Regions from separate parts of the Homo sapiens genome. Here region 1 is linked to region 2. The links are chromatin loops, found by intact Hi-C in ENCODE. Cell type or tissue: K562. All regions are shown on one strand. Each heading gives the region's core, and the rest is flanking DNA. Links, peaks and the distances in the headings are about the cores only.

Evidence for each region. Peaks named below come from ENCODE experiments on the same cell type or tissue, not always from the same donor. Only the 100,000 strongest peaks of a DNase experiment are listed, where the experiment ranks them.
Region 1: a loop joins it to region 2, with 3 times the contacts of the local background. A loop is called at or near these places in 2 of 110 quality-filtered maps.

The regions. Positions count from the first base shown.
Region 1 is chrX:48,776,992-48,791,055 of GRCh38, reverse strand. GATA1 (GATA binding protein 1) reads right to left here and starts at 4,466. Exons shown (of 6, transcript NM_002049.4): 1 at 4,411-4,466. It also overlaps the pseudogene ACAA2P1 and the pseudogene RNU6-29P. RefSeq lists cis regulatory regions at 1,079-1,659, 4,219-5,339, 5,779-6,439, 7,971-8,092, 7,759-8,259 and 1 more and an enhancer at 7,664-8,392. In K562, for the core only: no CTCF peak of the experiment used is centred there; DNase peaks (open chromatin) are centred at 1,315, 4,545, 5,085 and 8,025; H3K4me3 peaks cover 6,352 bases.
Region 2 is chrX:48,692,209-48,705,976 of GRCh38, reverse strand. SUV39H1 (SUV39H1 histone lysine methyltransferase) reads right to left here and starts at 9,243. Exons shown (of 6, transcript NM_003173.4): 1 at 9,174-9,243; 2 at 6,930-7,075; 3 at 5,224-5,886. The coding sequence starts at 9,192. It overlaps LOC124905187 (a long non-coding RNA gene), which reads left to right and starts at 12,857. Exons shown (of 2, transcript XR_007068229.1): 1 at 12,857-13,426. RefSeq lists an enhancer at 8,410-8,689 and silencers at 8,830-8,929, 9,220-9,519, 9,550-9,629. In K562, for the core only: no CTCF peak of the experiment used is centred there; DNase peaks (open chromatin) are centred at 8,796 and 9,406; H3K4me3 peaks cover 2,328 bases.

The DNA.
Region 1 (14,064 bases), core at 29-8,028, 91 kb before region 2:
CCTTCCCCCCCACCTCCTTTCACCTGCTCCTCTTCCCTCCTTTCCCCCTCCTCCCACTCCATCACCTCAGTCTCCATATTTCTCCTTCCCACCTCCCCATTCCCCCCTCCTCCTCACCTTAGTCTCCCCTCTCCTTCCCCTCCTTCTCTTCCTCCCTCTCCTCTCTTTTCCCTCCTGCATCTCCCCGTTCCACTCCTGTGTGCCCCTCCTTTCATCTTCCTCCTCGTTCTCCCCCTCTTGCCGTTTGTCTTTCCTCTCCTCCCTCCTCTCGCTCTTCCTCCACTCTCATCTGCTTCTACCTCTCCCTTCTTCCTTCCATTCTCTCTCTTCTTCCCCCCTTCCCTTTTCCTCCTGTCTTTCTCCCGTCTCTCTTCTTCCCATCTCTTCTTTGCCCCCCTCTTCCCCATTTCCTTCTCTTTCCACTCTTTTCTCATTCTCTCCTGCTTCCTTTTTCTCCTCCACCTTCTTCTTTTCCTCCTTGACCTCCTCCTTCTCCTTTCCTGTTTCCCCTCTTCCTTGTCCTCCTTCTCTTTTTGTCTTCATTCTCCTTTTCTACCTTTCTCACACACCTTATCTCCCTCTCCCCCATCCACACACACTTTTTTTTGAGGCAGGGTCTCCTCTGTTGCCAGGCTGGAGTGCAGTGGCACGATCTCGGCTCACTGCAACCACTGCCTCCCGGCAGTGATCCTCCTGCCTCAGCCTCCTGAGTAGCTGGGACTACAGGTGTGTGCCACCAGGCCTGGCTAGTTTTTGTTTTTTTTTTGTAGAAATGGGGTATGACTCTGTTGCCCAGGCTGGTCTTGAACTCCTGGCCTCAAGTGATCCTCCCACCTCAGCCTCCCAAAGTACTGGGATTACAGGTGTGAGCCACCACTTCCGGCCTCTCTTCCCCTGTCTACATCTACTCTCCACTCCTTTCTCCTACTACTCATTTTCTCCTCCCCTCCAATTTCTTCATCCTTCTCCTCCCTTTTCTGTTCATCCTTTTCTCCCTTTCCCCATCTCCTCTCCTCCCCTCCTCCACTTCCTCTTATTCTCCCCGTCCCCCCGTCCTTTCTTCCCTCCCCCTCTAGAAGAGTCTGGGTGAGGGTGGGATGGCATGCAGGACCAGAGTCCCTTGCCTCTTGGTCACTTCACCCAGGACTTTGGGGTTCACCATCCTCTGCTCCCCAACTTCATCCCTATCTGTTGTATCTTGCCCTCTAACTTTCTCAGAAACCCCATGGTTTCCGGGCTTGACTCCCTCCTCCCTCCACCTCTGTTGCGTCTACAGACAGAAGGCCCCCTTAGTTCCTCCCTACTTCTTGGTTGGGGGGGGGTCAGTACCCCCCACTGCTTATCTCTGCCTTCCCCGCCCAACTTTTGAAATCACCCCAAGGCCACTGACTTCCTCTGAAGAGGGTGGCAGGTGGGAGGTACCTCTACCGGTACCCTCTCCCCTGGAGAGGCCCACCAGAGTTCTGCTTTCAGGCTCTTTCAGTTCCCAGGCCTCAGTTTCCCCATCTGCTGTATTGGGGGTGGTGATGGGCTGGGGCTGAGCTGAGACCTGTGGGATGGCCCTTTGCCTGTTTTGCCTTGTGTGTGTCTGTCATCTAGCTCTCCACTTCTCTATCCCCTGGGGCTCTTTCCCCTGACTCTCTGTTCCCTCTCAAGTCTGACTCTGTAGCTTCCCCAGCTTTCTGTGTTTCTATGATATAGCTTGTCTTCTCCTTCTGTGCTTTTTCTTTTTCTTTTTTTTTTTTTTTTGAGACGGAGTCTCACTCTGTCACCCAGGCTGGTGTGCAGTGGTGCGATCTCAGCTCACTGCAACCCCAGCCTCCCAGGTTCAAGTGATTCTCGTGCCTCAGCCTCCCTAGTAGCTGGGATTACAGGCACATGCCACCACACCCAGCTAATTTTTGTATTTTTAGTAAAGACGAGGTTTTGCCATGTTGGCCAGGCTGGTCTTGAACTCCTGACCTCAAGTGATCGGCCCACCTCGGCCTCCCACAGTGCTGAGGTTATAGGCGTGAGCCACTGCGCCCGACCTCTTTCTGTGCTTTTGTAATGTTTGATGATTTTCTGTCTTCTTTTCTGTCTTCCCATGTTTCTCTCTCTGGCTCTCTCTTTCTGTTACTCTTGCTTTCTCCCTCTCCTCTCCTATCTCTCTGAACATCTCTGCATCTCTCCCACTCTTCCTGCTTGTTTGTCTGTTCCCTCTGTTTCCCTCTCTTTGGGCCCTCTGACCTTATGTCCACGTGCCTCTTACTAGTCCCATACCCCTGACCGTACCCAGCCACATGCAGCTCAGGATAAGGAGCCTGGAATGCTGGCCCTGGCCCTATTGTGCTGGCCTGCTCTGTTTCTGTGTCTGTAGGGTGGAGTGACAGGGCTAGACTAGAAGGCTGTCTTCAAACTGCCCCTCACTCCTGCTTACATGACCCATGGTATAGACAGGCTAAGGGGCAGGCCCAGGCTTGGGAGTTATGCTAGGAAAGAGATGGGCCACAAGTGTGCCCACCGCCAACACCTTCTCAGCCCCAGGGTGCCTGCTGTTGCTCTCTGAAGAGAGTGTTTTGCTTCCCCATCTTGGTCTCCATCTCTTTCCTCTCTGTCTCTAATTCTGTGTTAGTCTCTGCCTCTTCACAGTGCTACCTGCGTGTATCTCTGCATTTCTATCTCCTTTTCTGCTCCCGGGTCTTTCCTTCTTTTTCTCCGGCCATCTGTCTGTCTCTGTCTCTTACTCGTTGAGTTTCTCTCTCTCTGTTTTTCCTTTCTCTTCATGTCTCTTTTGTCTCTTGCTCTTTGTCTCTGTGTCTCTGTCTCTCTCTTCCCATCTCTCCCTGTTTCTCCCTCTCTTCCCTGTCTCATTGTGTGTCTTCTGCTCACTCTTTCACCACTATTCCCTCATCCCCTCAACTCCACCTTACCCACCATGATCTCCCTCCAGCCCCACTGCCCCCAACCCCTGCACCTCACACGTTGGTGAGTCCAGGGCTGCCCACCCCTCCCATGGCAGGGGCCCAGCCTCCTCACCCCCAGTTATCACTCTCCGGACAGAGATAAAGTTTATCTCGAGGCTGGGGGATATGAAAGCTCCTTATCAGCTGCCCCACTAGAGTAAGTGTTGCCCCAACGGCGGCAGCAGGCAGCAGCTGGCACCCTCCACTCTCCCTCGGCCCCAGCCCCTCACCCCAGGTAACGTTCCAATCCCAGCCCTCAAGGGAGGGTCTCACCGGGCTGAAGGGAGCAGATATAAGGTCTAGGGGGCAGATATGGGGCTTAGGGGGAGATAGAGGTGGAATTTGAAGGTCAGATATGGGGTTAAGTCAGAGAGGTTTGGGGTGTAGCCATGGAGTTTGTGGGGAGGCAGATATGGGCGGGGTTGTGGAGCAGAGACGAGCTTGGAAGTTCAGAGACACATTTTGGGCTCAGGAATAGGTTGTGAAAACAGACGAGGTTGGGGGATCGGGGCGAAGTTTGAGAGTCAGAAATAAAGTTGAGAAGTAGTGTGGGAGTCAGATTCTGAGGGTCATAGAAAAGTCTGGGGAGTTCAAGGGTTTTTCTGGAGGAGAGATGGAGTTTAGGAGTCAAAGATCTGTTTGGGCAGACAGAATGTGGCTAGTAAAGGGGAGTTTGAGAAGCCAAGATAGAATTGGAGTAGAGAAAGGCTTGGAGCTGGAGAGATTCAGGGAGACAATGAGATGTGTTTTAGGGCTGAGATACGGTTTGGGGAAGGCAGACATGAGGGTTCATGCGGCAGAACAGATTTTGGGGAGTTGACTTGGTGTTTGAAGTGACAAAGATATTTTACTGAGCAGGCAGGGAGTTGGGAGAGATAAATGGTTTGCGGAGATCAGAGAGAAGTCATTGGGAACAAAGAGTGGGTTTGAAAGGCAGAGATGGTGGTAAGAGGATGGAGCTAGGGTTTGGCAGATCAGAGACAGGTTTGGGGGCTCAGAGAGAGTGGGGCAAAGACAAGGCGTTGTAGAGCAGATAAGGGGTTTGGGAGCAGAAAAGTGAGGTTTGGAGGAGAAGTCAGGGAGACAGAGACAAGTTTGGGTGAGTGGAAATCAGATATGGGACAGGGAAAGGATTTGGGGAGATAAAGTCATGTTTTGGGAGACAGAGTTAGTGTTTAGGGGAGACAGACCTAGGGGTATAGCGAGCAAAGTGAAGGGATCCAGAGGATATAGATATCTTGGACGGAGTGGATGAGAGGGCAGAAAGAGGTGGGGTTTAGGGGGTAGATTTGGGGTAGAAATGGGAGTTGGAAAGACAGGTGGGTTGGAGGAGCTGTAAAGGGATTCAGGGCTGGCTGACACTTTGGGGACCAGCTGTGGGTTGGGGAGCCTGGAGCAAGCATAAGGGTAGGGGCAGCAGGCCCAGGGTTGCCTTGGTGGGGGCTCTCTGGGGGCTGAGACTGACCTGGGCTGGTGGTTGCGGAGGGTTCGGCCGCCTTGGGGATGTGGCAAGCTCAGTGTGATCCCAGGGGGTGTCCTGGCTGGCCTTGGCCTTTGAGGCTCCCTTCCTCCCTCCCTCCCTCCCTCCCTTCTCCCTCCTCCCTCCTCCCCAGGGAGTGGCTGGTGCCCCAGTGGGTGGGGCAGTCCAGGGGAGGGGGCGGGTCCCATGCTTGTGGGGCACCTCTTGGGCACTGGAGGCCCTCTTCCACCCTCCCTGCCCACCCTGGGGATTCTTGGACCTCGCTCGACCTAGGCTCCCGTGGACTGTAGTGTCCAGACAAGCAAAATAGGCTGAAACCAAGATAAATGAAAATAGCAGATATGGTTTCATGACTTCACTGGGCTTTTCAGAGAGTAAAGCCCTTAATTTGTGCGGGGCCGGTGTGGGCTAGACTCCTGTGTATGTGCGTCTTCCTGGCTGCAGGGAGAGAAGGGATGTGGCTGTACCCATTTTGCAGGTGAGAAGAGTGAGGCTCAGAGAGGTTCTGCTGGATTTGAACTAGAGCCTGTGGGATACCTTGATGACCCAGGCTAAGCCTGCAGGCCAGGCCAGTGCTGGCGGGAGGCAGGGGCACACTCACTTAGCGCCCCACTGGGGCTTACGCCAGCTCCGGCCTGCCCTGGGGCAGCAGATAAGTCTTATCAGATGTAGGCGACCGTGGCTGTTGGCGCCGCAGTAACAGGCTGTCTTGGGGTGAGGGTGTGGGGGTAGGAACACCCAGGGACAGTGGCCTCAACTTCTTGCCCGCCATGCTGCCTTGGAGGCGGGAAACTGAGGTGGGAGCCAGGGATGATTCCTCGAGGAGTGGTATAGGGTAGGAAAGGAAAGGGGTGGAGTGGGAGAGACAGAGGCAGAGAGACAAACAAAAACAGAGATAGGCGGAGAGAGATGGAAATGGGGAGAAAGAGAGTGACAGAGATGAATAGAGAAGGAGACAGACGTGGAAAGAGGCAGAGAGAGGGCACAAAAGAAAAGGAGAGACAAAGAGGGCGAGACACCCGGGGAGAACCAGAGACCATTAAAGACATATAGAGAGAGGCAAAGAGAGAATGAGAGACAGAGATGGACAGAAGTGACAGATAAAACCTGAAAGGGAAAGAGGCCAAAGACAGAAGTGGAGAACTGAGAAGGGAGACAGAGACAGAGGGATATTCAGAGACAGACTCAGAAGAAGGTCCAGGCAGACTGGATCACACCCTGGGCATGTGGTGCCCATGCAGGTAGGATGGGAGGATGTGGATTGATGTAGCCTGTGGCTCTGCCCTCAGCCCTCAGCAGGGGACAACCAGAATGTGGCTAGGCCTCCGCACCCCAGTCCCCACACTCTTGCCCTGCCCCACCTCCTCCAAATATTAATGACAACAACCACAGTGTCTCATAGACCTCACATAGACTTGTACCTAACCTGAGCACTTTTTCTATATGAAAGCATCTGACACACATGCACACGTGGGACAAGGAGCTGTCCTGCCCACCTAGTCTACAGATGGGGAGACTGAGACCTACAAAGGGCAGAGGCCAAGGGTGGAGCCCCAGGTCAGTGGGGTCAGCTTGCCCACTGGCCCACCCTGGAGGGATCTTACCATTCTTATCTCACTCCTCTGAGCCTCAGTGTCCTCATATGCAATGGGAGATTTGAGGAGGAAAGAGAGCAAGCCCATGAATTCCTATTTATTGAGCTCCTGCTGGTGTGCCACGCCCCATGCTGAACCCTCATCAGTAATAAGGAGAACGAATACAAAGACACCTCTGACTTAAGTGGCAGTGGTTTCAGGAGATGGTCTCTAGAGCCAGCTCATCCTCGTTCATAGACTGCCCTAACCACTAATGGATCAGGTGACCTTGGGAGAGTTACCATCCCCTCTGGAATTTAGCTCCTCATCTGTAAAAATGGGGTAATAATATACCCCAATAAGCCACTCCATGCAGTGACTGGGGAGACTAAATGAGTTTTAACCCATGTTACATGATCTTAACTTACTTGAATCTGAAATCTCAATAAATATTAAGTACCCCTATTTATTTATTGAGTACCTACTGCATACAAGGGAGAGTACATAGCCCTTTCTAACCCTACTACTACTTATAGTACTAATGCTAATAATATGCTGACACTAAGAGTAATACCAATATTGTAATATTGATACTGACACTAAAACTAATTTTATTTCTTTAAATTTATGATTGACACATAATAGTTGTACATATATATGGGGTAAAACATGATGTTTTGTTACATGTATACATTGTGTAGTGATCAAATCAAGGTAATTAGCATATTCATCACCTTAAACATTTATCTTTTCTTTGTGATGAGAACATTCGAGAACGCCTCTTTCAGCTATTTTGAAATATACATTTATTGTTGACTCTAGTCATTGTACTATGCATTAGAACACCAGAACTTATGCCTCCTATCTAACTGTAGCTTTGTACCCATTGACAGCCTCTCCCCATCCCTCCCTGCCTCCTACCCTCCCATCTGCTGGTAACCACTATTCTACTCTCTACTTCTATGAGGACATACTAATTTTCATAGTAATACTCATCTAATGCTAATACTAATTTTAATCTAACACTAATACTATTATTAATACTAACACTAATTCTAAAACTATTCTAATTCTAACAACAATAGTGATAATGATACGTACTAAATATTTTTTGGGGACAGTGTCTCACTATGTCACTCAGGCTGGAGTGCAGTGACAATCTTGGCTCACTGCAGCCTCCACCTCCTGGGCTCAAGTGATCCTCCCACCTCAACCTCCTGAGGAGCTGGGACTTCAGGTGCATGCCACCACACCCAGCAAAAAATTTTTTTTCAATAGAGATGAAGTCTCGCTATGTTGCCGAGGCTTGTTTAATTCTGATATTAATAATAGCATTAATAGACTAATAATAACAGCAGCGGCATTATTTGCTGAGTGACCCCAGGCACTGTGCTAAGCGCTCTCCACCCATAATTCTATCGCATTCTCACCAGCTCCTTGTGGTGCAAGTGTGTATAATTGCCCTCACCTCCAGACTGGTTCTACATAGGTGTGTGGAAATGAAGATGTTCCTCCAGGGCCCTGGGTTCTTGTCTCAACTCTGATTTGCTGTGTGATTTGCTGTGTGATTCCTGGGCCAGACGCCCTCTGAGCCTCAGTTTCTTCATCTGGAAAACGGGTAAAGTCCTAGCCCCCCACGTGGGTAGGAACCACTCAGCACAGGGCCTGCTGGCACACCATAAATGGTGTGCTCTGTAAATGGGAATTATCATCATCATTATTATTATTAGAAGCAGCGGTCGCAACATAGGGAAATCTGTCCTCACAGGGAATGGCAGGCTCGAGGCATGTCTAAGAGCTAAGACAAGGGTTTGGCCGCTGGACTCACCCCATTTCTTCATTTCTGGAGAGCACAGAGCGCTCAGGAAGAGAAGCCAAGGGTGAGGAGTAGGGCGCCCCAGAGCCCTGCCTCCAGCAAGAGCTGGAAACCCCGAGGCTGTGAGGCCAGGCCTCACCCCATTCCCTCCCCCATCCCCGTGGAGGGGGCGCAGGCTCAGAAGTCTGCGGCGACAGTTCAGCCAGCAAGGAGGCAGCTGGGAGTGGGCAGATAAGGGAATCAGTGGGGCCAGATCAGGCTTTGGGGGAGACGAGGGCGGGGGTGGGGTGTCCTGGCCGCGCGTCTTCTCCGTCAGGCCTAAGTTTGAGACTCTTCTTCAATGTCCTCTCTTCTCGGAAGCCTTCCCTGACTGGCTCACTCCCTCCTGGCATCTTCTGGGGTTCTAGAGCCCCTGCTTGGTCCAGGCCCCATGGCATTTGTACTGTTTGTGCCTCTTCTGTACTGTGGAGCCCATCAGGGTGGGGACAGAGCCTGACAGACTGTGGTGTCAAAAGCACCAAGGCAAATGTCAACCAAAGCCTGGTTAAGGAGTCAAGCGTTTGCCCTCAGAAACAAACTGTTGGTTGACTGTTTTAAAAAATGGAAAGTATAAAGGGTGCTGTAACAAGCATCTACTTTTGTCAAACATTAATATTTTGCCTTATTGACTTCAGATTGTTTTTAAAGGATATGCGATATTACAGATGCTCTTGTACTGATTCCATTTCCCTCTCTCCTTCTACTGCCTTGAGCTTGGTGTTTATCTTCCTCATGAGTATTTTTACTCCATCACTCCATATGTTGGTACCCATAAACACCATATGATACCTGGGGTTTTTTTGGCCTGTTTTTGCACTTCATGGAAATGGAAGCACATCATACAGTATGTGCTGCTTTTGCTCAGCATAATGTCTGTGACATTCTTCCACATTGTCGTGTGTATCAATAGTTCATTCTTTTTTTTCTTTTTCTGTTTATTGAGACATAATTCACATACCATAAAATTTGCTCTTAACCATAAAATTCACTCTTAAAATGTATAGCAAAGCGATTAGTATATCACGAGGTTGTGTAACTATCCACTACCTAATTCCAGAACATTTTCATCACCCCCAAAAGGAACCCTATATCTATTAACATACACCCTCCCATTCCATTTCCCTCTCCTCCCATCCCCGGGCCATCACAAATCTCTTTGTCTCTATGAATTTGTCTGTTTTGGACATTTCATATAAATGCAGTCATATAATATGTGGCCTTTTGTAACTGCCTTCTTTTACTTCACATAAGTTTTTTAAGGTTCATTCATATTGTAGCATGTATCAGTACTTCATTCATTTTCATGACTGAATAATATTCCTTTGTATGAAAATACCTACTACATTATAGCTAGGATGCGGTGGCTCACACCTGTAATCTCAGCACTTTGGGAGGTTGAGGTGGGTGGATTGCTTGAGCCCAGGAGTTCGAGACCAGCCTGGGCAGCGTAGCAAGAACACGTGTCTACAAAAAAGAAAAATTAGCCGGGTGTGGTGGTGCATGCCTGTGGTCCCAGCTACTTGGGGGGCTCAGGTGGGAGGATCAGCAAGTTGAGGCTGCAGTGAGCCATGATTGCACCACTGCACTCCAGCCTGGGCAACAGAGTGAGACCCTGTCTCAAAAGATAAAAGGAAAAAGAAATGCCACATTATGCTTATCCATTCACCCATTGATGGACTCTTGGCTATCACAAATAATGCTGCTATGAACATTCATGTGAAAGTTTTTATGTGGACATATGTTTTTCGTTTTCTTGGGTATATAACTAGGAATGGAATTGCGGGGTGATATGGTAATTCTATGTTTAACTTTCTGAGGAACTGCAAGTGTTCTCCACAGCTGCCATATGGGGATTCAAATTTAAATTTAACCACATTCTCTCCAACACTCCTTTCTTTCTTTCTTTCTTTCTTTCTTTTCTTTTCTTTTCTTTTCTTTCTTCTTTCTTTCTTTCTTTCTTTCTTTCTTTCTTTCTTTCTTTCTTTCTTTCTCTCTCTCTCTCTCTCTCTCTTTCTTTCTTTCTTTCTTTTTTCTTTTTTTTCTTTTTTCTTTTGTTTGGCAGGGTCTCACTCTGTTCCCCAGGCTGGAGTACAGTGACATGATCTCTGCTCACTGCAGCCTCAACCTCCTGGGTTCAAGTGATCCTCCCACCTCAACCTCCTGAGTAGCCAGGACTACAGGTGCATGCCATCACACCCAGCTAAATTTTTGTTAATTTTTCGTAGAGATGGGATTTTCGCCACGTTGCCTACGCTAGTCTCAAACTACTGGGCTCAAGCAATCTGCCTGCCTTGGCCTTGCAAAGTGCTGGAATTACAGGCTACCATGCCTGGCCTCCAACACTTTTTATTGTCCCTCTTTTTGATTCTAGCCATCCTACTGGGTGTGGGTGTGAAGTGGTGTCTTGTTATGGTTTTGATTTGCATTTCCCTGTGACCACTGATGTTGAGCATATTTTCATAAACTTGTTGGTCATCTATCTTCTTTTTTTTTTTTTTTTTTTTTTTGAGATGTAGTCTTGCTCTGTCACCCAGGCTGGAGTGCAGTGGCACGATCTTGGCTCACTGCAGCCTCCACCTGCTGGGTTCAAGTGATTATCCTGCCTCAGTCTCCTGAGTAGCTGGGATTACAGGCACCCGCCACCATGCCTGGCTAATTTTTGTATTATTAGGAGAGATGGGGTTTCACTATGTTGGCCAGGCCAGTCTCGAACTCCTGACCACAAGTGATCCATCCGCCTCAGTCTCCCAAAATGCTGGGATTACAGGCATGAGCCACCGTGCCCAGCCCATTTATCTTCTTTGGAGAAGTGTTTATTTAAATCCTTTGCCCATTTTGAATTGGGTTATTTGTCCTTTTATTGTTGAGTAGTAAGAGTTCTTTATGTATTCTGGATACTAGACTCTTTTTAGATATGTGATTTTCAAATATTGTCTTCTGTAGGTTGTCTTTTCACTTTTTTTTTTTTTGAGACAGGTTCTCACTTTGTCACCCAGGCTGCAGTGCAGTGGGGGTGAACGTGGCTCACCGAGGCCTTGACCCCCCAGGCTCAAGTGATCCTCCTGCCTCAGTCCCCCAAGTAGCTGGGACTACAGTTGCATGCCACCGTTCCTGGCTAATTTTTGTATTTTTTGCAGAGATGGGGTTTCACCATGTTGCCTAGGCTGGTCTTGAGCTCCTGGGCTCAAGCAATCCACTCACCTCAGCCTCACAAAGTGGTGAGATTACAGGCGTGAGCCACTGCGTCCAGCCAGAAAGCTTATAGTTTTGATGAACTCCAGTGTGTCTATTTTTCTTTGGCTGCTTATGCTTTAGATGTCACGTCTAAGAAACCATTGCCTAATCCAAGGTCACAAAGACTTAAGCCTGTTTTCTTCTAAAGCAGCGGTCCCCAACTTTTTGGCACCAGGGACCAGTTTCATGGAAGACAATTTTTTTCCACAGAAGTGGGGATGTTTTCAGGATGATTCAAGCGCGTTACATTAGAGTCTCATAAGGAGTGCACAACCTAAATCCCTCGCATGCACAGTTCACAATAGGGTTTGAGCTCCTAAGAGAATCTAATGCTGCAGCTGATTTGACAGGAGGCGGGCTCAGCTTCATGAATGGCAGCAAGCCGCAGCTCACCTCCTGCTGTGTGGCCCAGTTTCTAAGAGACCACAGATGGGTTTGTGGCCTGGAGGTTGGGGACCCCCGTTCTAAAAGTTTTATCGTTTTAGCTCTTACATTTAGGTCTTTGATCTGTTTTGAGTTGTTTTTTGTATATGGTATGAGGAAGGGGTCCCACTTTATTCTTTTGCATGTGGATACTCAGCTGTCTCAGCACCATTTGTTGAAAGGAGCATTCTTTCCCCATTGAATGGTCTTGGTACACTTGTCAAAAATCAATTGCTAGCTGGACACAGTGGCTCACACCTGTAATCCCAGCATTTTGGGAGGCCAACGTGGGAGGATCACTTGAACCCAGGAGTTCAGCCTGTCCAACACATTGAGACCCTGTCTCTACAAAAAGTTTTTTAAAAATTAGCTGAGCACAGTGGTGCATGCCTGTAGTCCCAGCTACTTGGGAGGCTGATGTGGGAGTATCGCTTAGCCCAGGAGTTTGAGGCTGCAGTGAGCTATGTTTGTGACTGGGCAACAGAGCAAGTCCCTGTCTCAAAAAAATCAGTTGCCTATAATGTATGAATTTATTTCTGGACTTTCAATTCTATTTCGTTAATTTATATGTATGTTTTTATGCCAGTAGCACATGGTCTTGATTACTGTAGCTGTATAGTAAGTTTTTAAACTGGAAGGTGTGAGTCCTCTAACTTTGTTTTTCTTTTTCAAGATTGTTGTATTTTGGGCCCCTAGCACTCCCATGTGAATCAGCTTGTCAGTTCTGCAAAGAAGCAAGCTGGGATTCTGATAGGGATTGCATCAAGTCTGTAGATCAATTTGGGGAGTATTGCCATCTTAACACTATAAAGTCTTCCAATCCATGAACATGTGATGTCTTTCCATTTATTTAGGTCTTCTTTAAGTTCTTTCAATAATATTTTATGGTTTTCAGTGTATAAGTCTTACCCTTCTTTCATTCATTTTATTACTAAGTATTTTATTCATTTTGAAGCTATTGTAAATGGAATAGTTTTCTTAATTTCACTTTTGGATTGTTAATTGCTAGCATATATGATACAAAATCTTATATCCTGCAACCTTGCTCTAATGGTTATGCACTAATGGGGCTCTAATGGTTTCGTGGTGGATTCCTTAACATTTTCTATGTATAAGATCATGTCATCTGCATATAGGGATAGTTTTACTTCTTCCTTTCCAATATGGATACGTTTTATTTCTTTTTGTTGCCTAATGCCCCAGGTAGAGCATCCAATACAGTGTTGAAAAGACATGGTAAGAAGGGGCATCCTTGTGTTGTTCCTTTCCAACTTTCACCATTAAGTATGATCTTAGCTGTGGGTTTTTTGTGGATGTCCTTTATCAGGTTGAGGAAGTTCTCTTCTATTCCTAGTTTGTTGAGTGTTTTTATCATGAAGGAATGTTGAATTTTGTCAAATGTTTTTTCTGCATCTCCTGAAAAGATCATGTGGTGTTTGTTCTTTATTATGTTAATATGATGCATTATATTGATTGATTTTCATTAGTTGACCAAACCTTGCATTCTTGGGATAAATCCCACTTGGCCGTGGTGTATAATCCTTTTATATGTTGCTGGATTCTACTTACTTGTATTTTTTTGAGGATTTTTGCATCTATACTTAGATATTGGTCTGTAGTTTTTCTTGTGATATCTTTGTCTAGTTTTCTCATCAGAGTAATGCTGGCCTCATAAGTTCGTTCCCTTTTATTGAAAGTAATATTCCATGGAATGGATATACCACATTTTGTTTAACCACTAATCTGTTGATGAACATTTGCATTGTTTCTAGTTTCTTTCCCTATTATAGCAAATCTGCAATTCATAAACTCATATTCCTCTCTCTGTGCACACCTGTGAAGGAGTTTCTCGGGGGAGGAGGGAGGAAATATCAGAGCATCTACCCATTCATTCATCTACCTACCCACTCACCCATCCACCCATCTGTTCCTTCCTTCCTTCTTCTATTCCTTCATTTTCTCTTTCCTTTCATCCATAAATCATCCATCTTCAGGCATATAATGTCTGGGTCCATGGCAAATTGTCTTTTAGAATGAGGCAGAAAACCCCTTTCCTCTTTTTTTCCACTGCCAGAAAATGCTACAGGTTTTAGGAAAGCCTTTTACTTGCTAAAACTCATATCCTCACACTCCCTCTCTTCGCAGCACTCTTGGGGCTCCTTGGCGGTTCAGTCACAGGGTCTGGCTGAACTACCGTCTGAAGACTATTTAGCGACCAGAGTCCAGAAGACCAGGGGCTCCTTTACTTCAGGAGACTCTCACGCATGCTCCTCCATCCATCACTCCTTCACTCAGGAATCCACACACTTCCCTTCCCACTTGCCTGACTCATCTGTCTGTCCCTTCTCTTGTTTTAGAACCCAAAATGTCCTCAGGCCTCTTCTCTAGCTGACATCCTCTTTTTTGTTGAACTCATCCAGTCCCTATCTTCAAAATATCTCCAGAATCTAACCATTTTAAAAAAATCATCTCCATGCTTGCTTCGGCAGCACATATACTAAAATTGGAACGATACAGAGAAGATTAGCATGGCCCCTGCGCAAGGATGACATG
Region 2 (13,768 bases), core at 5,594-13,593:
AGCAAGAGCTGCCCAAGAACCCCTGGAGCCTCCAGTGCCTTGGGACGGAGCAGGAAGGTGATCAGGAGAGACCAAAGCAAGGGCAAGAAAGAAAGTGACCCAGGGTGCCACAGGGAGAGATACTTACTGATCCAGGCAAGGGAGCCTGAGCCCATGCAGGACCCAGCAGGGAGGGCGTGGAGAGAGGGGAAGAAGAGACCCAGGCCATGGGGAAAGGGGGCAAGGGCCTCAAGACAAGAGAGGTGGAGGCAGAGGCAGAGGGAGGCCCAGGTTCAGAGAGCCAGAAAGAGGCTGAGGCCACACACTTCAGAGACAGCAGCAGAGGAGGAGGAAAGATGAAGGGAGAGCACAGTGAGAGAAGCTCTCCCTCGGCCCAGGGCTGCGCAGTGCCAACTGGTGCTTCAGACGGCAGTGGGTGCCTCCTCCCCAGCTGGTTCCCTACCTGTCCTAGGAAATGGGAAGCTTTGCTGCCATCCTAGCCCCAGCCTGTCCTTGCCTCCCAATCCACGCCAACAAATCTCCGGCCCCATGGCCCCTCTTCCCTGAGGCCAGCAACGGCAGCCTCCTGCCAATCCCCAAGCGTAGCTGACCAGGCCCTTCCCTGGGTAGGGGTCCCACTGTACCTCAGCCAAGAACAGTGCACAGCACACAGGAGACACATGGGGACTGCTGTTTACTTTGATTCTGCTTCCTGGCTTAGCAGCCTGTCCTCTGTCCAAGTGGCGGCCCTCCAGGTAGCTCCAGTACTCCCCCGCCACACTTCTTCCTTCCCCTCCCTTCTCCAGAGACCCCTCTCGGGCTTCCTTCCTTGCTCACCCTCATGTGGGCCGGTGACCATGCCCTTCTGACTTGGGAATCCATCTCCTTAGCTAGGATGGCCACACTGGTGTTCTCCCTGGCTGTCCCCTCAAGGCTGTGTTCCATGCCAAAGGCTGACTAACAATGCCTTGAGGAAACCAAGATTTACCCTGCCTCGGGCCACACTACCCACTGCCCCGTGCTCCAGTTCTGTTCCTTGAGGAACCTGGCTCCCTTGCCAGGGTTTTTATTGAGGCCTTCCTTGTGCCCAGTCCCAGCATGCAGGGCTCACGGTCTGATCAGGGAGACACAGGGACCAGGCCCGGTCCACTCTCAGGGGTCACAGGTGGGTAGGGGATACACAGGAACCAGGATTGGTCCCTGCCCTCAAGGGGTCAAAGTCTGGTCACAGAGAGACAGATTCACACACCCACAGTGTAAGACTGTGATCAGGAAACAGTGCTTAGGGCTTGAGGGGGAATGGAGAAGAGACGGATTCTCTAAAACGAGTTGCAGATCATAAAAGGGCTTTACCACCTGGTGGAAGAGTGGGGACTCTCTCCTAAGGGCCACAACATGAGGGTGGAATATGTCAAGATCAGTCTCCCTTCACCTCCTGGAGAACAGTCTTCCTTGTGGCATCAGCTCAAACAGATGGGACCTCTCTAGGCAGCCTTCCAAGCTTCCCGTTCCTCCCCTACCTCAGAAGCTGGCCACTTGTCTGATCAAGTCCTGGGATCAAAGGGCAGCCTCTCCCAGGCTCACAGGCCTAGTGGGTGGGGTATGAGCCATCTTTTTCACCGTAGGCCCTCCTTGAGCCAGGAGGAGTGCCCACATCCTTCCTAGTCTCCATCTTCATGCCTATTCTGCCACTACCTGCTCTCCCAGTCTCACCAGGAGTGAGTCATACTGCAGGCCCTCCAGGGCACAAACACTTCTTGGTTCCTTCTCATCTTCTTTTCAGTCCCATTCTCTAATGATTGGTCAACCCTGAAAGCTTGGGAACAGATGGGCCTGTCTCTGCTCCCTAACAGCTCTCCAGAATGAATGGAAAAGACAGGCTGTAAGCTGGCAGTTCCGAGAGGGTGCTGACGTGAATGGGAACTAGAAGACTTGGAGTCAGCTGCTGCTCTGCCCCCTCCTGGATATGGGATCCTGAATGTTCTCTCTGTGCCTGTTTCCTCAGCTAAAAAAAAAAAAAAAAAGCTACAGCCTGGCAGGGTACCAGTTTTAGATATTATTTGGGCCTTTATTTTTTTATCCATTGTACTACTTTTGTGATTTTAATCAAGTTATTCTACCTCTCTGGGCCTCAGTTTTCTCATCTGCAGAATGGGAATGACAGTGACAAAATCCCAACCTGACAGGGGCTGTTGTAAAGATCCATACAAGATCATGGACGTGAAAGGTGTTCCTGTTTCTGATAGGAGAGTGAGCAATGTTAGGAGTGGTTATGAGGACCAGTTATAAATGTAAGGCACACCCTTAATTTTATGTGCCCTTTACCAAGAAAGGAAAAACTGCTGTTAATTATAAATGATACACCATGATTTAATTAAGACATCTTCATTTCCGAGATGTTAAAATAGGAAGAAAATGCATGTTTTAGAATGGATAAAATAGGCTGGCATTGTCTCTTGGGTGAGGATGGGAATGTTCTGCAGGAACGTGAAAGTTCTGACCCAATGTGGGAGGCTGCAAAGGAGGGAAGGGCAGCTCCCGTGGAGGGAGCTCTTGGTACAGACTGTCAGTACATGTCCCAGCTGAAGAAGGACAGTAGATAGCATGGTGTGCAGATAGGCCCTTGATTCCGTAACACCCTGGCAGCATCTGGGACGGCACTACAGAATCAAGTAAATTAGAACTGCTGCAACGAAATGTATGACTATTACCCCAAGTAGGATAAATAAAAACTACAAATAGGACCCTATCCGGTCAGGCTGGGTCCTGTAGCCAGATGGGTTACAAAAAAACTTGGTCTTCCAGACATTTTGGATTTGCTGAAGTTTGAACTATGCTGATAACATTTGTATCAAACTTACTGTGTACTGAACACTGTTCAAGTGCTTTTTCCAAGTGCTTGATACATAGTAACTCATTTAATTTTTGTAACAAGCCTGTGAGGTGAGTGCTATTATTGTTCCCATTTTACATAGTAAATGCAGGCACAGAGGTTAGTGATTGCTGATGAGTAGTGGAGCTGGGATTCAGCCTCGGGCAGTCAGGATCCAGAGTCCACCCTCCTAACCATTTGCTATACTGTCTCTTCAGAGGGGAATGCGGGAAGATGAGTTTGGCTCTTTCCGGAGGCCTGTGGCACCATCAGGAGGACCCATGGGTCTGAGGGTGCTGGAGGGCGGTCAGGAAATAGTGCAGCAAGAATGTGTGGAGAGCAGGAAGGGTGAGGACAGGGCTGAGAGGATCCCTGGGAGGATTAAAGACACTGACACTAAGGAAGAGCAGCCAGAAAAGTCTCAGGCCCAGGAGGGTCTGAGGCTGCCCTTGGGGTGTAGTCTTCCTCCTCGACTGTCAGGACCCTGTGTGGTAGACAGTGTTTCCTCCAGATGCCAGTACAGTGAGGCTGAGATACTTCCTGCTCTGTGCAGCCCCTAGGACGGTGGACTGTCTGGGTCCTATGGGGTCTGGACATCTCCTCCAGAGAGTTTGGGTTCCTTCAACCTCTGGACACTTCCTCCAGAGCGTCAGGACATTGAGGGCATGGACACTTCCCCCGATACTGTCAGGGTGCCCTTGGGTGTAGACTAGATCTCCAGGCTGTCCGGATCCCTCTGGGGTGAGGACACTTCTTTTTCCTGTCATGACAACATGGGTGTGAACACTTCCTAAGTCAGACCACCAGGTCCTCTAGAGTGTGGAGAGCACAAGCTCTTCCTCCAGGTCACTGGGGTCACTGTGGGACATGGACTTCCTGCAGATTATCAGGACTCCTTCCCCCGCCCACTGTCAGGAGCCCTCAGGGTGTGGACACCTCCCCACCTCCTCCTTCCAGATGGCCAGGTCCTGTGGCATGTAGACATCTCCTCCAGCAGGCCAGCAGGGTTATCTGGACAGGGTGTGGCTGTCTCCTTGCCCAGACTGTCAGGGTCCTCTGTGGTGTAGATTGTTCTACCCAAGATTGTCTCTGTCCCTGTCAGATGTGACCCTCTGTACAGTTTCTCAGAGTAGGAGCCTCTCCTTGTCATCAGTATCAGTGCTACAGTGTGGACACCCTCATGTGAGTGTTCCTCAGGCCAGTTTCTGTCACTTTCCAACTATATCACACCCCTAAGGGACCTATGGCTATATATAGAGGTATCTGGGGTTGTCACTATGACAGGGCACACTCATGGATTTAAATGGTCAAGGTCCAGGGATGCTAAATGTCCCCCAATGCATGAGACAGTTCTACATAACGAAAAATCATCTCATCCCAAATGCTAACTGCATCCCATCTTAGAATGCGACATTTTTCTGTTGTAGATACTTGCTAGTTATCTAGTTGCTAGTTATGGCTGTGCTTTAGCCTTGTGCAGCTGGGCACATGGCTAAAGCACATCCTGTTGCCTCTCTTGCATGGAGGTAAGGCCAGTGACTCAGTTCCAGCCAGTGGAGCATGGGCAGAAGTGATGGGTGCTGCATCTAGGCCTGGCCCACTAGGATGGGCCCCTTCTATCCCCCACTTGGCCCGCCTGCCAGGCAATGCTGAGGATCTGGTAGTGACTCCAAGGCTTCAAGGCACAGCAAAGGCACAGGAGGGAAAGAGCCTAGGTGTCCCAGTTGCTGTGTGAAAGGATACCCACTCAAACCCCCACAATGGACTGTTCCATGAGCAAGCAAACTTGTAATGTGCAAAGTCACTAAGATGAGGGGGTTGTTTTTACAATGGCTGGCTTGCCTAATACACTCGGCCTTCCCCAGTGTCCTGAAAGTCTAAAGGAGTTAGCCAACCTTTGTCCAAGGCATGTCTCATCCTACTCCAGACTGCGTTCCTTCTGTGCAGACTGGTAAAACAATGCTCCTCAGGCAGATACTGCTTGGTGATAAGATGGGCCCTTGTGAAATGAGAAGAGGAAGTGCCTTTCCAGCTGATGCAGCCCTATGCCAGACCACATGGCCTGTTACAAGGAATGCTAAGGCTGCCTGGATCTCAGCTCCCACTTTTCTTCTTTGCTAAGTACCCTGATAAAGTCAACCCAGTGCAGAAGTATTTTGGTGTTCCTGTAACCACCAGCATGGCCATGCTGGTGTGTACCAGCTTGGAATACTAGCCCCTGCCCAATGTCCCTGTGACACTCAGATCAGTCTCCCAGGCCTTTCCCATAGGGAAAGCAGGGAGTTTCAGACACACAGTGAGGAGAGCCGGGTGCACACTGTGAACACAGGGTGGGAAGAGCTGCACACACACACCGGGTCCCATCTCCCTACCTCTCCCACGTACTCCATGACGAAGCTGTTCTTGCGAATCTTCTCCAGGGTGCGGACGCCCCAGCCACGCCCATCATCCGTGCGGAAGATGCAGAGGTCATATCGGATACCCTTCTGTACCACACGATTTGGGCAGTCATAGCCGCAGCGGCAGCGGGAGTTGCACTCGTAGATGGGCAGCCCGGCTCGAAGCCGCACCTGGCCCTGGTCATTGTAGGCAAACTTGTGCAGTGACGCCCCCGGGCAGCAGCCTCCAGTGGGTGCCCACAGACAGTCCTGGCACTCGCAGCCCACAGCCACCTGGTTGAGGGTGATGCCCTCACCAACACGGTACTCATTGATGTACACGAAGGCCCGCGGAGGGCCGTCCAGGTCCACCTCATTCTCTACAGTGATGCGTCCCAGATGGCTGCGCTTGGCATTGAGCTCCTGCTCCCAGCGACGGAGCGCCCGCCTCTGCTTGGCCTTCTGCACCAGGTAGTTGGCCAAGCTTGGGTCCAGGTGCCGGGGGGTCTTTGACCGGTGGTGCCGCCGGAGCAGCTCCCTTTCTAAGTCCTTGTGGAACTGCTTGAGGATACGCACACACTTGAGATTCTGCCGTGGCTCCCAGGTGCTCTCTGAGTCTGGATATCCACGCCATTTCACCAGGTAATATTCCTGTTCCTGTTGGGGGTGGGTAGGGGGACGGGGGTACCGTAAGTAGTGAGATCTTTGGGCCAGCCTTCATGGGGCTTCCATCCCAAAGCTGATGGATAACACCTACCCCACCCCACCCCTTTTCTGGAATGACTTCATGCGGTGATTAAAAAGCATGGGCTCTAGAGTGAGGATTACTAGGTTCAAATCCTCCTCTCCCCCTTACTGTCTGTCCAAACTGTTCCAACTTTTAATTAATCTCCCAAACCCACTCCTCTCCTTGGTCTTCCCCATCATCAGCTCCCTCCCTTCTAGCTGTTCAGACCGGAACTCCTGGAGTCATCCTTGACTTCTCTTTTGTTCACACTTCCGACACCCACCCTCTGCACATCCCGTTGGCCCCACCTTCAAAATACGTCCAGTGACAAACCATCATCACTGCCACCACCCTGGCTCACCTGGACCCTGACAAGTCCTTGCCTGTTCTAGGCAGCTTACATGTATTATTAACTAACTTAATCCTCACAACCCCACATGAGGTAGATGCTCCTAGTTATCCCTCTTTTACGACAAGGAAAATGAAGTACTGAAGGTTTGGGTAGGTAGCCTGGGGTAACACAACCAGGACTGGAACCCAAGCATGCTGACTCCAGTTTGTTCTCCTAACCATCCTGCCACTCCCCCTTCTGGCAATAACTATCCCCATTTCAGTTGTTAGGGGATTAAATGAGTTTCCGAGAGGAAACGCCTGGCACACTGAAAGTGCTCAATAGCCATTAGCTATTGACATTTCCACTCCAGGGTTCAGCATCTCAATCTCTGCAATTACTTTGTATTCCTAGGGAGATGGGAAGAGATTTATTTGGGAATTCATTCCGGCTCCTGCCCAGAAAGCTACTTAGTTTCCCTATCTGTAACATAGGGATAAAAGGGTCTATTCATCCTGTGTTTTCAGGGTCAAAGGAGAAAATTCCCTTTGGAAACAGATGTGGGCAGTTGGGGACAAGAGGGCAGGACACTAACTTCCTTGTGACCTGTCCCCTCCCAGAGCATGGTCACCCCAGACTCACGCGGATCTTCTTGTAATCGCACAGGTACTCGACTTCAAAGTCATAGAGGTTCCTCTTAGAGATACCGAGGGCAGGGCAGGAGAGCTTGGCCAGGCGGCACAGGTCCTGCAGCTGATTCCAAGAAGACTTGCAACACACGCTGCAGCCTGGATCAAGCGGGGCAGAAAGAACTATTACTGGGCAGCCTGACTAGGCCAGGAGTCAAAGGGGACCCCAAATCCTCCCTGGGACATCCCAAAGACTGACTAAGAGTCAGGGAAATTTAATCCACAGGCCTTCCCCAGTGCTGAGACTGTTCTACAACAGAAATGTGCTTTGAACCCCAATACTCACTGCCCAAAGCTGCCCCTGGAGCAGCAGACCTCTAAGCGGGGTTTGCAACATGAATTGTCCTAAAGGAATCTATTTCCAGAGCTTCAAACTCCATGTCATTCCTAAAACTGCCTGCAAACCTGCTTTGGGTTCAGGACCTGATCACCCCTCTCTCCACTTTGCAAAAGAAAGAGAACAACCCCCCATCTCAGTAGGATGCAGTGCCCCGAGGTGGGGCGGATGGGAGGACAAGATTAAAACCTCCAGGGCACCAAACAAAGGCGTAACTGGAAAGACTGGTCTTTAATCCCTTATCTCAAACTCCTGGGCCAGATGTGTTTTGGAATTCAAAATTTTTTGGATTTTACAAGACTAGTTCTAGGATATCCCATACATCACCTAACACCCCCAGCGTGGCCAGGGGACATCAAGCTATAATCAAATGCATTAACCGTCCTGCAGCAAAAGTATGAATTTCCCACATTAAATAGGAGAAATAGAGATATAAAATAGCCTCACAGAAGAGTTCCACTTTATAATCTACTTTTGCCATAAATGGTGCCAAATTTAAGAAAAGGATTTCAGTTTTCAGGGCTTTTTAGATTTCGGAATTATGAGCAAGAGATTGTGGAATGATACTACATTACAGGAAGGCTCCTTAAATGATCAATCTGGGTGCCTTAAATCCACAAGGTATATTTTTTCACACTGCATTTTGACTTTCTGTCTCATCCATCTTTCTGTGAAGAGTAAAGCTCATCCAAAGGGTTATGCTCTGAATTTATACGCAAAGCGGTACAGATTAGTGACACTGATTCTTTTAAATATACCTGGTATATTTCTGGGACTGCCAAAATTTTGTAAGACACACGGATTTTAAAAAACAGATTTCTTTCTGATTCAAGGCACATTCTTAATCAAAGTACTTTAGAAGCCATTTTATCAAATCATGTCTCAAAACATTCCAAGGGCAGTCAGTCCTCATCCTATATCATCTTTTTAAAATGTTTAATATTTTCTGCCTCCCATTGCAAAAATCACACCTAAACTTTAGATGTCAACCTAAAAACGTACAAGAGCTTTTCAAAATTATTTCGTGTGCAAGCCCTACCCCCCCTACTTAGGCAAGACCAAGTGGAGACTGAGCCCGCCTGTGCCCACGCTTTCCTCTCCCTACAGCCTGTCCTCGCAAACCCCTTCCTTCACTTGCATTTGAAACCCCACTTAAGTGGTCCCAATTAACACCCTCCAGCTGCTGGCTCCGGAACTGGCCACAGGTGGACTCTCCTGAACCCCTCAGAGGTCCTCCCACTTGTGGAACCCATCCTCCCTGCGGCTTTCGTCACATAGAGGGGCCCCCCAACATAACTGAGTCACCCCTCTTTCCCTGCACATGGGGGAGTCCAGCTGTCCTATTAGGAAGGCCCCATTTCTCTCTTCTGGGAGATCCTCTATTCCAAACCCTTCCCCCATCACGCCGAGAGGCGATACTTTCCCCCAGAAGAGTTCTCAGTCCCCGCACTCTGAAGGGGGGGTCTGTCCCCCTTATCTTCCCTCCCCTTCCGGCGTCTCGCGTGGACACCGAATGGGTAACGGTCACCAGGGGCCGATTTTCCCGCGCGCGGGCGCGGCCTCCTCGACAAGCCCCCGCGCGTGCGCGCGCCGGTCCGGCCGCGATCTGCAGCGCGCGCCCCCCTCCTGCGTCCCCACTTAGCCCCAGGCCCGCTGCGTTCCGAGGCGCGCGCCCCCTCCCCTGAGCCCCGCCCAGCCCCGCGCACCAGGCCCGCGCTCCCCGAGCCTCATCCTTTCCGCGCCGAGCTTCCGGCTCCCGGCGCCGGGGCCTCGGACGCCGGGGCCCCGAGCCGGCAACGCCACCCCTCCAGCCCACCCGGCCCGGCCAGCGGGCCCGCGCCTCTGCCTCCACTGCTTCACCTTTTAAATTTTCCGCCATCTTTCCCCACGGCTAACGACATTCGGGCCTAGCCGGCCTCGCGAGAAGAGCGCTCGCGCGGGCGTGGCCGGGAACGCGCAGCCTATTGGCCGCGGCTCCCGACTCGCAGCACCCGCGCGGACCAACCGGAGAGCCGTGACCGAACCCCTCCCTGCCGCCCGGCTCGGTCCCGGAGGCGGGTGCTCGCCGCGCTTTCCCAGAGTGCGTCTGGGCGGCGGCGGCAGCGGGAGCGACAGCGGCGGTAGCTAAAGTTGCCAGAGGCCCTGCCCGTGCGCTGGTCTGTCTGTCACACTGCTAGCCAATCACGTTATCAGCCAGTCGCAGTGGTTCCTCAGTCCTGTCATACTCCCTGTTATCACCGTCAGTCAGCCCGTCATCTCATTTTAACCCCAAGCAGGCCGGGGCTCCCAGGTGGACTAGTGCCGTATCCAACTGCTCAGGCGGTCGCCCCAGACAGGTGCCTAGTCAGACTCCCGGCCCCCATCCACACTGCTGGGCAGTCAATACTGGCTTCCATTTGTGCCCTGGCCAGCGGCGACTCCCTGGAGGCAGGCAGACAGCACTGTTAGCCAGCCTGCCTTATCATTCCCTAAGACCATCCTGTCCTCACGTTGTCAGCAGATCAATCAGTCCTCCTCTCCACCCACCATAGCCCTGGGACCAGCTGCGATTCTCCCTGGCTAAATCCTCTCATAGACTGCAGCATCCAGCCATGCCCCCAGGCGGGCTGTGATTAGGTCGGGACAAGCTGTCACTGTCAGCATCTAATACAGCCCTGTCGGGCACTATCAGTTGGTCACTGTCTTTCCCTCAGATTACTTCTCATTCACACCACGATCAGTCACAACATCCAGCTAGGCCCTCAAAGCAAATAGTCACAGCAACTAGAGGTAGGATTAAGCCTCCACACCACCTGTCAGTGGGTCAGCCAGTCTGTCATTTCTCAGGCGACTCATCCCCACCATTGGTCAAGTCAGTCTCCTCTGATGCGTTGAAGCTGAGATTCTATCAGGGCAGACAGTCCGTAACCACGTACAGCCATCGAGTCAGACAGCTATGCCGATTTTGCTCCTGGCCAGCTGGCCTGTGACTCGTTCAATCCGCCCCTCATCACATCGTCAGTCATTCTCAGCATCCGACTGACCGCACCGTCTGTCAGGTGATCAGTCAGTCAGAGCACCCAGCCAGGCCCTCCAGCATGCTGTGATTCGAGCAGCGTGGATAGTTGATCACCAGATACAGCTGCCTAGCAAGCAGCCACGGGTCTGTTGATCAGTTAGCCTGAAGTTTCCCCAGGTGGCCCTCCTTTACACGGTGCCAGACAGTATAACATCTAGACATTCCCCCGCCAGCTGTGATTCCTGACAATAGTCATTCACAACATCCGGCCACCCAGGCAGGCAGTAGCACCACGGGCCATCAGTCAGCCAGCCTGCAAGGTCCTCAGGAGGCTGCCTGTCTTTTCCACTGTCAGGCTACCAGCCCCAGCCAGTCCTAGGCAGGCTGTCATTCAGTTAGATGTTCAGGAAACTGCGCTGTCACGTCCTCAAGTTGCGCCTTCTCCCTGTCACTCCATGAGTTCTGTAGTCAACCAAACAGTTATACAGTTAACCAAACGGATATTCTGTCTGCCTGCCAGTCCAGCTGTGAGCTCATTAAGAAGTGACTGGCTGGTCTGAGGTTCCGTCAGCCCCAGCTTGCCCTGAGGGGACAGACAGGAGCGAAGGTCCCACCATGCATCCCCTTCCCTCCCTTACTCCTTCTCGAGCAGAGTCAGGTGCTCATCCTCATGTACCCCCAGTCTCCTCGGGCAGCAGGGCTCTCCCACTCCCGGGTGTCCAGGAGACCTGTCCAACCCACAAGAGTGATTTAAGACAGGACCTCTGCCTGTCTGGATCTGAGAGGGAGACAAAAGGGTCTGTCGCCAGTAGTGCCCCCAAACACTATAAAGTAGTGGGCAAAAGTCTGGATTCTGGAGCCTGACTACCTGGACTCATATCCAGGCTCTGCCATTTACTAAATTACTTGATCTTAGGCAGTTTCTTAAACTGGTCTGTAAAACCTGCAGTAAGTGACCTTGGGGTGGGTGTCTCCTGCTCATCTGGAAAGTGAATCATTCTGGACTAGCACTTTTTCAGGAGACCTCAAAAGTTAAGAGGCCATCTTATTGCTACCGTGTCCCACTCCCAGCCAGTTGTCTGTTCATTCAGCATTAATTTAATGATTACTGCGTTGCCCAGTGCCGGAGCCAATATAAGGTTTTATTCACAGGTTTGACCTATTGTAATGTAAACCTCAGATTGGAGTGTAACACAAATACAGAAGGGTACACAGACCAGGGGTGAACACTGTAATGAGTTTTCACAAGCAGACCTACATGTGGAACCAGAATGCAGGCTGAGCAACCATTAAGCCAGATCTCAGAAGCATTTAATTGTTTCATATAAATTTATTGGGTACAAATATAATATTTTTTTTTTGAGACAGAGTCTCACTCTGTCACCCAGGCTGGAGTGCAGTGGCGTGATTTCGGTTCACTGCAACCTCTGCCTCCCGGGTTCAAGCGATTTTCCTGCCTCTGCCTCCTGAGTAGGTGGGATTACAGGCGTGTGCCACCACACCTGGCTAATTTTTGTATTTTTAGTAGAGATGATGGGGTTTCACCACGTTGGCCAGGCAGGTCTCAAACTCCTGGCCTCCAGTGATCCACCTGCCTTGGTCTCCCAAAGTGCTCGGATTACAGACATGAGCCACCATGCCAGGCCACAAGTGTAATTTTGTTACACAGATACATTGTGTAGTGGTGAAGTCAGGCATTTTACTGTATCCATCATCTGAATAATGTACATTGGCCTCCCAAAGTGCTAGGATTACAGGCATGAGCCACAGCGCCAGGCCACAAGTGTAATTTTTTTACATGGATACGTTGTGTAGTGGTGAAGTCAGGCATTTTACTGTATCCATCAACTGAATAATGTGCATTGGCCTCCCAAAGTGCTGGGATTGCAGGCATGAGCCACAGTGCCAGGCCACAAGTGTAATTTTGTTACACGGATACATTGTGTAGTGGTGAAGTCAGGCATTTTACTGTATCCATAGCCTGAATAATGCACATTGTACTCGTTAAGTAATTTCCTCATCATCTACTTCCTTCCCACCTCCCCACCCTTCCAAGTTTCTGTTGTTTATAATTCCACATGCTATGTCCATGTGTACACATTATTTAGCTCCCACTTACAAGTGAAAAGATTCAGTATTTGTCTTTCTGTTTCTGAGTTGTTTCACTCAAATTAATGGCCTTCAGTTTCATTCATGTTGCTGCAAAAGACATGATTTCATTGTTTTTTATGGCCGAATAGTATTCCATTGTGTATACCACATTTTTTTTTTGAGACGGAGTCTCGCTCTGTTGCCCAGGCTGGAGTGTAGTAGCGTGATCTCAGCTCACCACAACTCTGCCTCTCGGGTTCAAGCAATTCCCCTGTCTCAGCCTCCTGAGTAGCTGGGACTACAGGCATGTGCCACCACGCCCGGCTAATTTTTTGTATTTTTAGTAGAGATGAGGTTTCACCATGTTAGCCAGGATGGTCTCTATTTCTTGACTTCATGATCCGCCCATCTCGGCCTCCCGAAGTGCTGGGATTACAGGCGTGAGCCACCGCGCCCGGCCAACCAGAACACTGGATTTCTAAGATTTCTGTGGGGGACTGGGAGTAGGGATAAATGATGCTGATGGATCCTTCCTAGACTCAGTGCCCATCTGGGGACCTGGTCAGGGTGGGGTGGGGAGTGGTGTTGCGGTGTAAAGAATAATGAATTAAAGGAAACCTGAGACTCCCTCCTTCTCTAGCTTGGGGGAGTTCCCCTTTCCACCTAGAAATTCTTCCGTTGCTCTTGCAGACTGAAGAAGCCTGCCCTCTCTGGAGTCTCCCTCACCTTTATCTTCCTCCCCACTACCTTTCTCTTTTTCTCCTCCTCTAAAGGTAGGATGTCTGAGATCTCGAATTCACCAGATTTCAGAAATCGGAAGGGGCAGGGAGCTCAATTCTAGGCTTTGCTGTGCAACAGTTTCTAATTATGCCCTTGGAAATAGCTGTAAACGCCAAGGACGCTTTTGAGTTACTCCTTTGTTTCTGGGAGAGCAAGTCCTGAGGAGGCAGAGAGGTGACTCAGTGGGATCCCCGTTGGAAATCAGTTACCTCCATTGTATAGATGCGGAAACCAAAGCTCAGAGGTGAGGCATCTTTCCCGGGTTCTAGAGCAGATCTGTCTGATAATTAAGTCTTTGCCTTTTCCATTGCAATTGGCCAGTGCTTGATTTGAACTGGGAACTGGGCAGAGCCAAATTTTAAAAATGAGAGGGGGATCCTGCCCATCAAGATCCTGGTGTGTGAGTTGTTATGGGCATGGAGAATGGGGAGGTCTGCTCATTGAGTATGCTGCTCTTAATCTAGTATTGTGTTGATTGAATGATTTTTTTTTTTTGAGACGGAGTCTCGCTCTGTTGCCCAGGCTAGAGTGCAGTGGCACGATCTCAGCTCACTGCAACCTCTGCCTCCCGGGTTCAAGCAGTTCT